Linked DNA regions of Homo sapiens: all the other regions are linked to region 3. The links are chromatin contacts, found by Hi-C or POLR2A ChIA-PET in ENCODE. All regions are on one chromosome and are shown on one strand. Each heading gives the region's core, a stretch centred on a gene start or an enhancer-like site at or near the end of the contact. The rest is flanking DNA. Distances are from core to core; before and after follow the strand shown. Region 1 overlaps PRMT8 (protein arginine methyltransferase 8). Region 2 holds the start of THCAT155 (thyroid cancer-associated transcript 155). Region 3 overlaps LOC100128253 (a long non-coding RNA gene).

The links. Hi-C counts contacts between places; a loop is a spot of excess contacts on that map. ChIA-PET counts read pairs that join two places held with the same protein, here RNA polymerase II (POLR2A). Pooled maps may share reads with other maps.
Region 1: a map of heart left ventricle shows a loop between it and region 3 (2.0-fold over the local background). The contact joins two enhancer-like sites. A Hi-C loop is called at or near these places in 3 of 168 maps with a recorded cell type or tissue (MCF 10A and heart left ventricle), 1 of 37 single-sample maps with no recorded cell type and 8 of 50 pooled maps.
Region 2: a map of cardiac septum shows a loop between it and region 3 (2.0-fold over the local background). The contact joins the promoter of THCAT155 here to the enhancer-like site in region 3. A Hi-C loop is called at or near these places in 3 of 168 maps with a recorded cell type or tissue (cardiac septum, endothelial cell of hepatic sinusoid and heart left ventricle) and 2 of 50 pooled maps. POLR2A ChIA-PET finds 5 or more read pairs at or near these places in 2 of 52 experiments (A673 and OCI-LY7).

What each region holds. Positions count from the first base shown.
Region 1 is chr12:3,532,639-3,536,369 of GRCh38, forward strand. The region is part of intron 1 of PRMT8 (protein arginine methyltransferase 8); the gene reads left to right. Among named protein-coding and RNA genes, the nearest start is that of THCAT155, 42 kb to the left of the region's middle. Within about 2 kb of position 1,638, at least 6 of the 41 ENCODE cell types and tissues checked have a DNase peak (open chromatin) inside an H3K27ac peak, as active enhancers do.
Region 2 is chr12:3,491,254-3,494,987 of GRCh38, forward strand. It overlaps THCAT155 (thyroid cancer-associated transcript 155), which reads right to left and starts at 1,566. Exons shown (of 2, transcript NR_126055.1): 1 at 1,479-1,566. PRMT8 (protein arginine methyltransferase 8) reads left to right here. Exons shown (of 10, transcript NM_019854.5): 1 at 1-447. The coding sequence starts at 373.
Region 3 is chr12:3,340,250-3,343,936 of GRCh38, forward strand. All of the region lies in intron 1 of LOC100128253 (a long non-coding RNA gene), which reads right to left. Among named protein-coding and RNA genes, the nearest start is that of LINC02417, 26 kb to the right of the region's middle. Within about 2 kb of position 1,967, at least 2 of the 41 ENCODE cell types and tissues checked have a DNase peak (open chromatin) inside an H3K27ac peak, as active enhancers do.

The DNA of each region.
Region 1 (3,731 bases), core at 388-2,887, 190 kb after region 3:
AAAGAGCTCTCTCTTTAGCTTATCTGCCCAAACCTACTTGCCATGGAACCTTTTTCTAGGAGTACCAATTATACAGTATACAATGTGGGAAAATGTTACTCTAGACCAGTGGTTTTCAAACTTTATGGTGTATCAGAATCACCTGCTGGGACCCGTCCCAAAATTTCTGATTCATTGGTTTCTGTCCTTCAAGGCCTGGGAATCTGCATTTCTTACCAGTCCCCAGGTGATGCTGGTGGTCTGGAGACCACACTTCAAGAACCACTGCCGTAGACCCCTCTGCAAGCCCTGGCTCAGCCGAGGGTCCTGGGAGGCCTCCCAGAGTGGGAGGGTGGAGACTGAGAGCAGTGGGCAGCAGGAGCTAAGAGAAGGGGTTTCCAGGAAACACAGCCTTGAGAAGGCTTGACTCTAAGGTAAGAAAACCCTATGTAGGGATGGGCTCTGCCAAGATCCCAGAGTTAGAGTCAGAGATTCTATAAAACAGGGGGTTCCAAATGGGGGACAGCCGACCCTCTGTGACAGGCATCAGTGGCTTGCCCCCAACATCCAGGCCTGGAAAAGGCAGATCTGGAGAGCGTCTGTGCCTACGAAGCCAAGTCTTGTGAAGGGCATGAGGCAGACGACTGAAGAATAAACCAGAGCAAGCTGGGGAGCCCGGGAGGCCACATGCAGAAGACAACACCGTCTCGCAGGACTGGCAACACCTAGATCAAGCTTGTCCAACCTGCAGCCTGCACACCGCCCAGGATGGCTTTGAATGTGGCCCAACACAAATCCACAGACTTTCTTAAAATACTATGAGATTTTGTTTGGATTTTTATTTTTTAGCTCATCAGCAATCGTTAGTGTATTTTATGGGTGGCCCAAGACCATTCTTCTTCTTCTAATGTGGCCCAGGGAAGCCTGGACAACCCTGACCCTCCTCCCCTTTGCCCCCAGACTCTGGGCTTCCAGCCCCGAGGGTAAGAAGCAGCAAGCTAGAGCTACCTACCCTAGCACAGTACACCCCTCTGAGGGGGCTGACTTCATCTGCCAGCCCCGATGATAAGACAGGGGTGCAGGAGAGTAGAGAGAGGGTGCATGTAGGGCTGTCTTGGCCAAAGGCAGGCAATAAAGCTGTACTTTTGCTTTCTTAGGTGATAGGAGAGGTCCCAATGCCCAGCAGAGCCCTTGCTTGTCTTGCTGCTGCCTGACATTTCACATAAGAATGTTCTTTTTTTCTGCAAACCTCTGGTCCCTATCTAAAGGCAGGCAGATGGTTCTGGAAGAGCTAACCCTTTGTGTAATTATGCAGAACGGGAGCCACAGCTTAGATCACAGCCTGGTGAGTAAACACAGGTTGAAGAGAGGTGTGGTGAGTGTCTAAGGGCGACACTGGGCAGAGGGGCTGGCACGAAGGTGGGCAAGGAGGGAAGAAGGTGAAGGCGGTGGGCAAAAGAGTGGGGTGAGGCCCAGGCTGGAAGCCTCCTGCCACCCCTACTCTGTCCCCTCCCACTGCGATCCTCTTTCTTCCCTCCGTGGGCCCTCCAGGCCAGGCAGGCGGCTGCTGAGGACAGACGACTCAGGTTAGAAAAAGCTCTCTTGACATTTGGAGAACAGAGCAGGATTTGGCTCCTCTAGTGGAGCCTCTTGTTCTCAGGGAAATCATTTTAAAGCTTGGGCTGGTGCCAGCAGGAGCCATTTATAGCCCAAAGGGCTTAGGTTCACTTTGGCTGCCTGGTGCAGAGAGTGCTGGCTTCCCTCTCCCCTCTGCAGGCTGCCTTCCCCCTTCAGATGTCCAGCACCTTCACTCTCCTTCCTTAAAGCTTCTTTTTCCTCTCCTCTACCACCTCTTTCCTATTCTCTTGGAGGTTCCAGTTCCAGATCCACCTCCGGACCTAGATTCCCCTAGGTGAGCCTAAACAAATTCCTTTCCTTCTGTGGGCCTCAGTCTCTCCATCTGCACCCTGACACCTATTGTCTGCTCTCTTTAAACTCTGTCACCTTGGAGAGGTGCCTGCCTGTGCCTACCTCCACTGAAGCGCTCTCCTCTGTCTAGTTATTGCCTGTTGACTCTCTTTCTGCCCTCAACACTGGGCTTCCTGCCTGGGCCAGCTGTGTTACCCTTTTCTGAGCACAGGGCCTGGCTCCTGGCAGTAGCTCAGTTAAGCTTGGTTGGGCCGAACTGAGCTAACCATGGCATCAGTTTCAAGAGCACAGGTTTTGGCATAAAACAGATACTGGTTGACATCTTGGCTGTGCTGCTTGCTATCTCTGGGCCCTGGCAAATGACTGGACTTTGTGAGCTTTAGTTTCCTCATCTGTAAATGTCAGTTACTATGAGGATTTCACGAGATGGTGTCTATCTATAAAGTGCTTGGCGCAGCGCCTGGGGCGCAGTGGGCCCTTAGTCAATGTTAGGTCTCATCACCATCATCATCCTCTGCCATCTACCTGCATTTTCAAGGGATGTGGGTTAGGTCAAACATGCTCCCCCAAATCCCCACCCCTGCTTGTGGAAATCCGACCCACCCTTCAAGGACGAGCTCACAAGCTCACATGCCCCTTCTTCAGGAAGCCAGCTTCCTCCTGTCTCCAGCTCTGCTGCGTCCATAACCTTTCATCTCTGCATTTAGTGGGCCCGAGGCCTGTTCACCCCAGTAGAGTGGGTAGACTAAGACAATCGCACTTTATTTATTAGGGAGAAAAACTGTGCTGAAGCTGCCCTGGGTAAGGCCAGTCTGGGGGCGGAACACTGTGTTGGGGGAGTCCTGATCAGCCGCTGGCGTGGTGAGTCGAAGGCAAATCACAAGTATTGACAGTGGAGGGTGATTCTCACCATATCAGGGAGGCAGACAACATCGGGAGACCTCCAGCAAGTAACAGGGCCCTGGGCCTGGGCCTTTGGACGGAGGTGGGGAAAGAGCAAGGCAGGGTGCTTTCTCTGCCCTGGGGCCCAAGAACCCAACAGGACAAGGCTGGAGGCGATGGTGCAGAAACAGGTACCAGAACCGACTCCAGGGCAGAGCAGGCAGGGCCAGACCTCCAGGGTGATGTGGGCACAGGAACCCTGGAAGGGACTGGGGGCACTGGAATGTCCAGTGGGGAGGGACTTGGGCACAGGGAGCAAATTGGAGGTGAGAAAGCTGCAGCCATGAGCAGACCAAGACGCTGATGTTGAGAGTCCAGCTGCCCATCCGAGTGTGATTCCAAATCCTTTTGCTGACTTCTCAGACTATGTATACAAGATTGGAGTTTGAAAGTCACCTTCACTCAGAGACTCTGCTTGCCTGGTGTGGCTTAGGGAGGAGTTGAGCCTTCTGACTTTACAGAGGAGACCACTGTCATCCCCCAAGACCTATCCCCTGTGCTCCTCAAGTCTCAAGAGCCTTCAGTTGTGGCTGAACAATCATGTATATCTCTTGGAGATGCATCTGGATTCCTATAAGTGTTCCAATTTGCCTGCATAGGATCCATAGAATACCCATATGTCTCTTGTTTCTTTCACAGGGCTGGCACAGTGCCTTGCTGTTGTAGAAGTTCAGCAGGTAGTTGTAGAATTTAAAAGCATCACCCCATGTAGCTGAATGTTCAGGGATCACAGGCCACGGCTGCTTCCCACCCACTCCCAGCCTTCAGGGAGAGGGTATGCCTGTCAGCCAATGGGCAGAGTGCCAGGCTGCAGACCAGGGTCTGGGCCAGTCATTTATTTGTCCCCATGACCTGTGGCTATTGAAATGAATGCCCCCAAA
Region 2 (3,734 bases), core at 316-2,815, 150 kb after region 3:
GCCGGCCGGACTTTGCGAGCAGCCTGGAGAGGATCCGCGACCGCCGCCGCCGCCGCCGCGGAGGCTTCGGGGCTGCTTCCCTCGAGCTTAGCCCGCAGCGCGGGTGGAGAGGGGCGGGGAGGGGGTCGGGGGCACGAGAAGAACTTGAAACCGTGTGAAGGAATCCGGAGCAGATGAGAAGGGAGGAAAATAAAAGAAAGTGGAGACTGCAGAACAGACTCCGCTGTGGCTGACTGTGCCGGCCGACGCTCCAGCTGAGGGGCTGGGTTGGATTTTTTTTTTTCTCCCATCCTCTCGCTCTCTCTTTTAAAGCGACACCAGCTCTCTCTCCTCCTCTACTATCTCGGTATCACCAAACCCTTGCCGGCTCTTATGGGCATGAAACACTCCTCCCGCTGCCTGCTCCTGAGGAGGAAAATGGCGGAGAACGCGGCCGAGAGCACCGAGGTAAGGAGGCGAGCGAGCAGGGGCTCTCGGAGACCCCGCCGCCCACCCGGACCACCGCGCCGCCGCCGCCGCTCAGCGCCGAGTGCCAAACTTTCCCCAGTTTCATCCCGCTCGCTTCTGCCGGCCTCCTCCTGTGTGTGTGTGTGTGTGTGTGTGTGTGTGTGTGTGTGTGTGTGTGTGTGTGTGTGTTGGTGGGGGGTGGGGGGGAAGTTCATGTCTCAGGTCCCCTCCCTCTTGAAAATGCAAAACAGTCACTCTCACCCCATCACCCTCTCCTGCCACCCGCTGCTCCCTTCTCCCGCCCCCAAGTCCCAAACCCCGGGCAGCCGCGCTCCCCTGCCCTCTCCTCTGGGCTCCGTGAGGGCTCCCGGGTCCCGGCTTTGTGCAGAGCTGGGGTGGGTAATCCTGGGGCCAGGTCTGCCCCCTGCAGTGCCTTGACCGTCTCCTGCCGCTGCCTCAGCTTTACCCTTCAAGCTCGAGTCGGTTCCCGAGCTCTCCGTCCCCGCAGCCGCGCGGAGAGCCCCCGGCCGCGGGGGCCGAGCCGGCAGGAGGACTCGGGCACCTCCTACAGACCCTCCGGCCCAGATCTGGGCCAGAGAGAAGTCTGCAATCCTCAGATATCAGAGCCGCCTCTGGGTAGCTAAACCCGGCAGGGCACACGGGCCGCGGCCACCTTCAGCACCAGGGACAGCGTCCGCCCCTGCAGCAGCCGAGCCTGCGCGGACTGTGGGGGCTGCGCGCCGCCGGCTGCAGTGAGAAATGGGTCTGCAGCCACCCGTCCCGCAAGGGCTTTTGAGGAGGTCGCTCTAGCTCCGCAAATTGTGTTCTCGGCCCCCGCCTTCGGCAGCCTTTTTCTCTACTCTCCAGCTGGCCCTGAGCCGCAGAGAGCCCTGCTGGGCTTTGCGTCCCGAGACTCGAGGCTGTGATCCCTCGCCTCCCTCTGACCCCGCTGTCATTACAACAACCGGACTATTCCGTAGGCTCTGGGCACCTGTAGTCACGAAGGGGATCAGCGTGGGCAGCCCCCTTACCTTCCTGGAGAAACGGTGCGCCGAGATGGGGGCGGAGTGGGGCATGTGTGTGAAGATCATCCCTTACTCAGTGGCAGGAAAAAGACACAGAGAGCAAACTCCCAGGCTCTATTAATAGCTGGGTGTCTGGTGGGGCTGCCGCACATTTCACATATGGTTACCCATATGCAGCGGGGGGCGGGGATGGGGGTGTGGCGCGGGGATTGTCCCTCTGTCTTGCCGGAATGCAAAAAGGTAGAGAGACCCTTCCTGGTCTTCTTCCCTCGAGTTCTTAACTCTGCGCTAAAACCCCTACCCCACGGCGTAGGCAGCAAAGCTTTATAAATCCCCCTTCTCTGAGAGACTAGAAGCAGCATGCATCTGACAATTGTCAATTTCAAAACAAACACGCTCCGGGACTTGAACGCAGCGGGGCATTCAGTAGCGAATGCTGTCTCCTTGAGTTAGGGCAAAGCCTGCGTGCCCGCCGTCCCCTCACCACTTCCTCTTCCCCAGCCCCCACCTGAGAGCAGACATTCGGAATGATGTGTAGTGCGAGGCGGCTAGCCTCCCAGCAGAAAGCCATCCTTACCATTCCCCTCACCCTCCGCCCTCTGATCGCCCACCCGCCGAAAGGGTTTCTAAAAATAGCCCAGGGCTTCAAGGCCGCGCTTCTGTGAAGTGTGGAGCGAGCGGGCACGTAGCGGTCTCTGCCAGGTGGCTGGAGCCCTGGAAGCGAGAAGGCGCTTCCTCCCTGCATTTCCACCTCACCCCACCCCCGGCTCATTTTTCTAAGAAAAAGTTTTTGCGGTTCCCTTTGCCTCCTACCCCCGCTGCCGCGCGGGGTCTGGGTGCAGACCCCTGCCAGGTTCCGCAGTGTGCAGCGGCGGCTGCTGCGCTCTCCCAGCCTCGGCGAGGGTTAAAGGCGTCCGGAGCAGGCAGAGCGCCGCGCGCCAGTCTATTTTTACTTGCTTCCCCCGCCGCTCCGCGCTCCCCCTTCTCAGCAGTTGCACATGCCAGCTCTGCTGAAGGCATCAATGAAAACAGCAGTAGGGGCGGCCGGGCTCCTGCGAACAACAACAAAACAAACAAACAAAAAACCACGTCGCGTGCGGGGCACCAAGGCGGTGCGGGGAGGGACAGACCCAGCTGGGGCTCCTTGGAGGGGTGTGAGCCAGGTTGGCGGATCGGTTCTTAGCAACTTCCCTGGAGAAGGGGTAGAACCCAGACTTGGTCAAACGTGCCTAGCGGAGGCATCCAGGCAGCGTGACAATCACTTGGTTTCCCTCCAGGAACTGGCTGTTTTTGGAATAAGCCAGGACTAGAGCAGCACTTCCAAAAGTGGGGTGTTGTGGACTTGCCTGCATTTATGGTAGATGAGAGCGGCAGGAGCACGCCTCCACGTGTGTCAGTGGGTGGTGGGGAGCGTGGTAGTGGTCCTAGTTCTGAATTCCACACCTCTTTGTCAAGCACCGGCTCTGTACCAGGAAAGCTAGGTACCCAAGTTCCAAACATGAGGACCACCTGGTCCCTCCTCTGGAGGGGCTCACAGTCTCATGGACAACTATGATGGATAATCCTGTAGCCACCTTTTCCTGCTTTTTGTTGTTTATCTCATTCCATCCTCACAACAATCCTGTGAGATAAGCAAAGATTAGTATTCATTTCTTATACCCATTTTATAGTTGAGGACACCGAGGCTGAGGTCAAGCAATTGCTGAAAGTCTTCTGGTGGGTTAAGTCAGCCCTGAAACACAGACTGCCCCCACTTCTGATTCATTGCTGTTTGCCCTGCCCTTGCTATTTCTAACAAGATGCCATGTGTGAATGGGAGTAGATGAGGAGTGGGCAGAGAGGAATACTTTGGAAGGGAGAGATGCAGTGATGGAGGTGGGCAAGGATGGGAGAAAGTGTTCGTTCAAAAGCTAAAGCTACGGAGAGATACTCTAACCATTGGGCAGGAAGGGAGCAAGTGAAGAATAAAACTACTTACATTTTGACCAAAGCCTCCCTCCACAAAGCGAAGTACCCAGCTAGGGTACGAGAGCATCAACATCACGTGCTTGCTGGACACTGTTGGCAATGGGTGGCCCTGGGGGCACTCTTCAACCGCTCTGACCTCAGTTCCCTTCTCTGTTAACTTGAGCTGATTCTCCTCATGGAATAGGGCAGGTATGGGTATAAGGAAATGCCAGGACAGCCCCTGGCACATGGCAAACACGCAATAGTGTTAGTTCCATGTACGCTTTCTCCTGATCACTCAGCTATGCTTCTCTT
Region 3 (3,687 bases), core at 717-3,216:
GCTTCGTATGTTTTGCAGATATTTTATGGAGTACAAACAGATTTGGAGTTAAGATATTATTCTGGCGGATTAATCCCTTTATCGCTAATAATGTCATTATCTGTCTTTTAACAGTTAGAAGTATATATATATATATTTTTTCTGAGACAGAGTTTCATTTCGCTCTTGTTGCCCAGGCTGGAGTGCAATGGCGCAATCTTGGCTCACCGCAATCTCTGCCTCCCAGGTTCAATCGATTCTCTTGTCTCAGCTTCCCGAGTAGCTGGGATTACAGGCATGCACCAACACACCCGGCTAATTTTTTGTATTTTTAGTAGAAACGGGGTTTCTCTATGTTGGTCAGGCTGGTCTCAAAGTCCTAACCTCAGGTGATCCACCCGCCTCGGCCTCCCAAAGTGCTGGGATTACAGGCATGAGCCACCGCACCCAGCCAGAAGTATCTTTAGAGTGGTGGGGGCATGTCTCTCTTCACCCTTTCCTTCTTCCTGTTGGTTGGAATGCTGATGTTGTGGCTGGAGCTGAAGCAGCTCTATTGAACCGTGAGCTGAAAACTATGGGTTGAAAAGGAGTAACAATTAGTTCAAAGATTCTGGGTCTCAGATGGTTTCAGAGCTGCCGTTCATCCCTGAGCTGCTTACCTCCAGACTTAGTTTACATTAGAGAACAACAAACTTGTAGCTTCTTTAAGCTACATGTTTGTGCCAGGGGCACTGCAGTGGGGGCAATAAGACCAGAGGCCCATGGCAGGCAGTGGTCGCCGAGCTCTTCTGACTGTACACCCCCTCAAATTTCTTATTTATAATTTTTATTCATGTACTATTGTCCATTTATATAGCAGGTATTCATCAAAACTTCATTTTGCAGTTTTGAAAGTTAAAAAATAATGAGGGATAGGGATTTCAGTAAGTTTTCCCTGTATCCCAGTATATTGTCTGTTGCCACCTTGGAGACCACTGGTGCAGAGTGTGCATGGAGTGGGTGAGAGCTGAAGGTTAGGTGGGGTCAGGTCAAGAGTGACCTTACATGTGAAGCTCGGGGACTTGAATTAATGTCCTGAAAGTGATGCTGACCCCAGGAAGGTGGTGCTTAAGTTCGAGAAAGAGATGGTGGAGGAATGGAGATAGGGGACAGACACCTGACTGGCGCAGAGGGAGGCCCCATCAGGCAGGCAGTGTGCTCCAGGAAGAGGCAGGAGAGGAAAGACCCCAGGAGTGGGCAGAGGAAGAAGCAGCCAGGTGGGAAGTTGAAACAGAGGCGGGGGTAGAAGGAGAACCAGGGGAGTGGGGGTCCAGGTAGCCAAGGAGGACAGGGTGGGCTGCAGTACTGCATGCTTGCTAAGAGGTCCAAGCAAGGGCTCACCTTTGTCCATGAAGGATACATGGGGATCATAGGGATGCACCATGAAGGGAGGGGAAACGGAGACCTGGAGGTGAATATTTTCAAATGAGAAGGCTGGGAGGGAAGCAGCTAGAAGGTCAGGGAAAGGAAGTGCTTTTGTGTGATGAGGGAGGGCGGCTCGGGCATGCCTAGTGCACTGGGAAAGGCTCCAAAGCCTGCTTAACTCTGCTGCCTCCGGGGAAGGGGACAGGGCTGAAGGAAGGTGAGTGGAAGAGCTCCAGCCACCACTTCCAGCCCTCCTCCTGACTGTCCCAGTGGATTCCCCTCTCTGGGACCTCATTGTACCCCAATTTCCTTTTCCCTGGAGAGTGATATATCAGGGGAGGTAGGTGGGGGAACATGGCAATGGCTGCAGCTGCCCCTGGAGAGGAGAAAAGCAAACATAAGCCACTTGATGTGAGCTTATCTGCCAGCGAATGGAGGGGCCAGGGCTTTGGATAATCCCCCAAATCATTTTTCATTGAGCTTTGAGTGTCTTATGATTGCTGGGAAGCCGACTGGCCTTCCTAAGTGGGTGTTATTTCTGTTCATAGCAGTTGGGAGCTGGGCTTGGGAACCAATTGAAGGAAGTGTTCCTGAGGGGCACCAGCTAGACAGCAGGGGGCAGGCAAGGCAGAGACTCCCACTACGGGTGTAACCAATGCTGGATGCAGAATCACGGACAAGCCTCTGAAGACAAAGGAGAGGGACCGTACCTCCCAGATCCCTGGCCTCGCGACGCTGATCTCTTCCTTGGCCTCTAAAAGGCACATCTGTGTCCTCCCTTTGGCCCTTTGTTCAGGCTGTGGCCTGAATCTGAAACCCCTGCTACTCTGTCCCAATGCTCCAGGGCTCAGGGGGACTCTACCCCTCCCTGAAGGTGGCTATTTCCACCTTCCCAGACCCCCAGGGCAAAGCCCAGCATCCACGGACTGCAGCAGTTGGCCTGGGTGCTTCTCAGCATCTTATTTAACAGACTGACTGATTTGGTTACCTTCCCGAGCTTGTGGACTGAGATGGGGACAGCGGTGCCACACAGTGGGGTCCAGACCCTCTTTCTGGCTCTGCCCTTTACTTGCTGCCTGTGCTTGGCGAGGCAAGCTACTTCCCTCCCTGAGTGTTTGGTTTCCCACCTGCAGGGAAAAGCAGCGGCTCTCCTGCTTAGGTCTTAGAATTACCTGGGGGACTCGTTAAAGTGAAGATCTCAGGGCCCACCCCCAGAGTTTCTGATTCATTAGGTTTAGTGTGAGACCCTGAAGGATTTGCTCCCAGGCAGGGTGACTGATAATCCCCATTTGCCCGGGACAGAGGGATTTCTTGGGATACAGGAGTGCTGTTCAGGGTTAAACCTGGGCAATCCTGGGAAACCAGGATGGCTAGTCACTGCTCCCAGGTGCTGCTGGTCTTGGGACCACACTTTGCATCAATGTTCTCTAAGGTCCCTTCCAACTCTGAAAGTCCCTGTGCCTGCAGTATAAGTACCCTTCACCTCTGAAACAGGCATAACTGGGTGGGACATGAGGGTGGGCCCGTCCTCTCATGCAAATTCACATTTAGGACACAGTTCCTGTTGAAATGATAAAGATCTCCCAGATTGCCCGGCAATGAGCCTCAAGGTGCCTTCCCCCCAGGAAGAGGTTCTGACTGTAGCACAAAGGTGGGATTCAGGGGCAGCCAGCAGGTGCGGGGGCGGTGAATGTCATTGTCAGGATCCATGCCATAGGACATCTCAGAAAGGCAACCACAGATGCCTTGAAGGTGAACTGATGCATTTTGGGGACTTTCATCAGGGCTGGATGTGTAATGGCATGGCTGTGAGACTTGAGGATCATTGTCCTCCTACTGCATCCCCCCGCTCTCCCAAGCAGATGAGGCTCAAAGCACAGAGATGCAGGATGTGTAGGAAGAGCCCAGCTGGCTGGCCAGATGTGCTGGGAGTCCTGGTGAGCAGGGCAGGCTCCAGCCGGGGCCAGTGCCCAGGAGCACAGGGTACCACAGGTGTTGGCTGGTGGGCAAGACCAAGTCCTTTAATAGTGATGGGGAGCAAGGGGTGGGAGCTGGCTGTATAGATCATACATAAACACATGGCGTTTTGAGGCCCTGGGTGAGCTGCATCCTTCACTCCCTCAACAAACATGTATTGAGTGCCTGCTATGTGCTATGTGCTGGTACTTGGAACAACTGGACTTGCTCCTTCAGGAGGTCACAGCAGTCGTGAGGGTGGGGCACATGCATGCAAACAACTTCCAGACACTGGAGAGCACTTTCAGAGATGCTGGCCCGTCCTGATGGGAGCGCAGAGGGACAGGC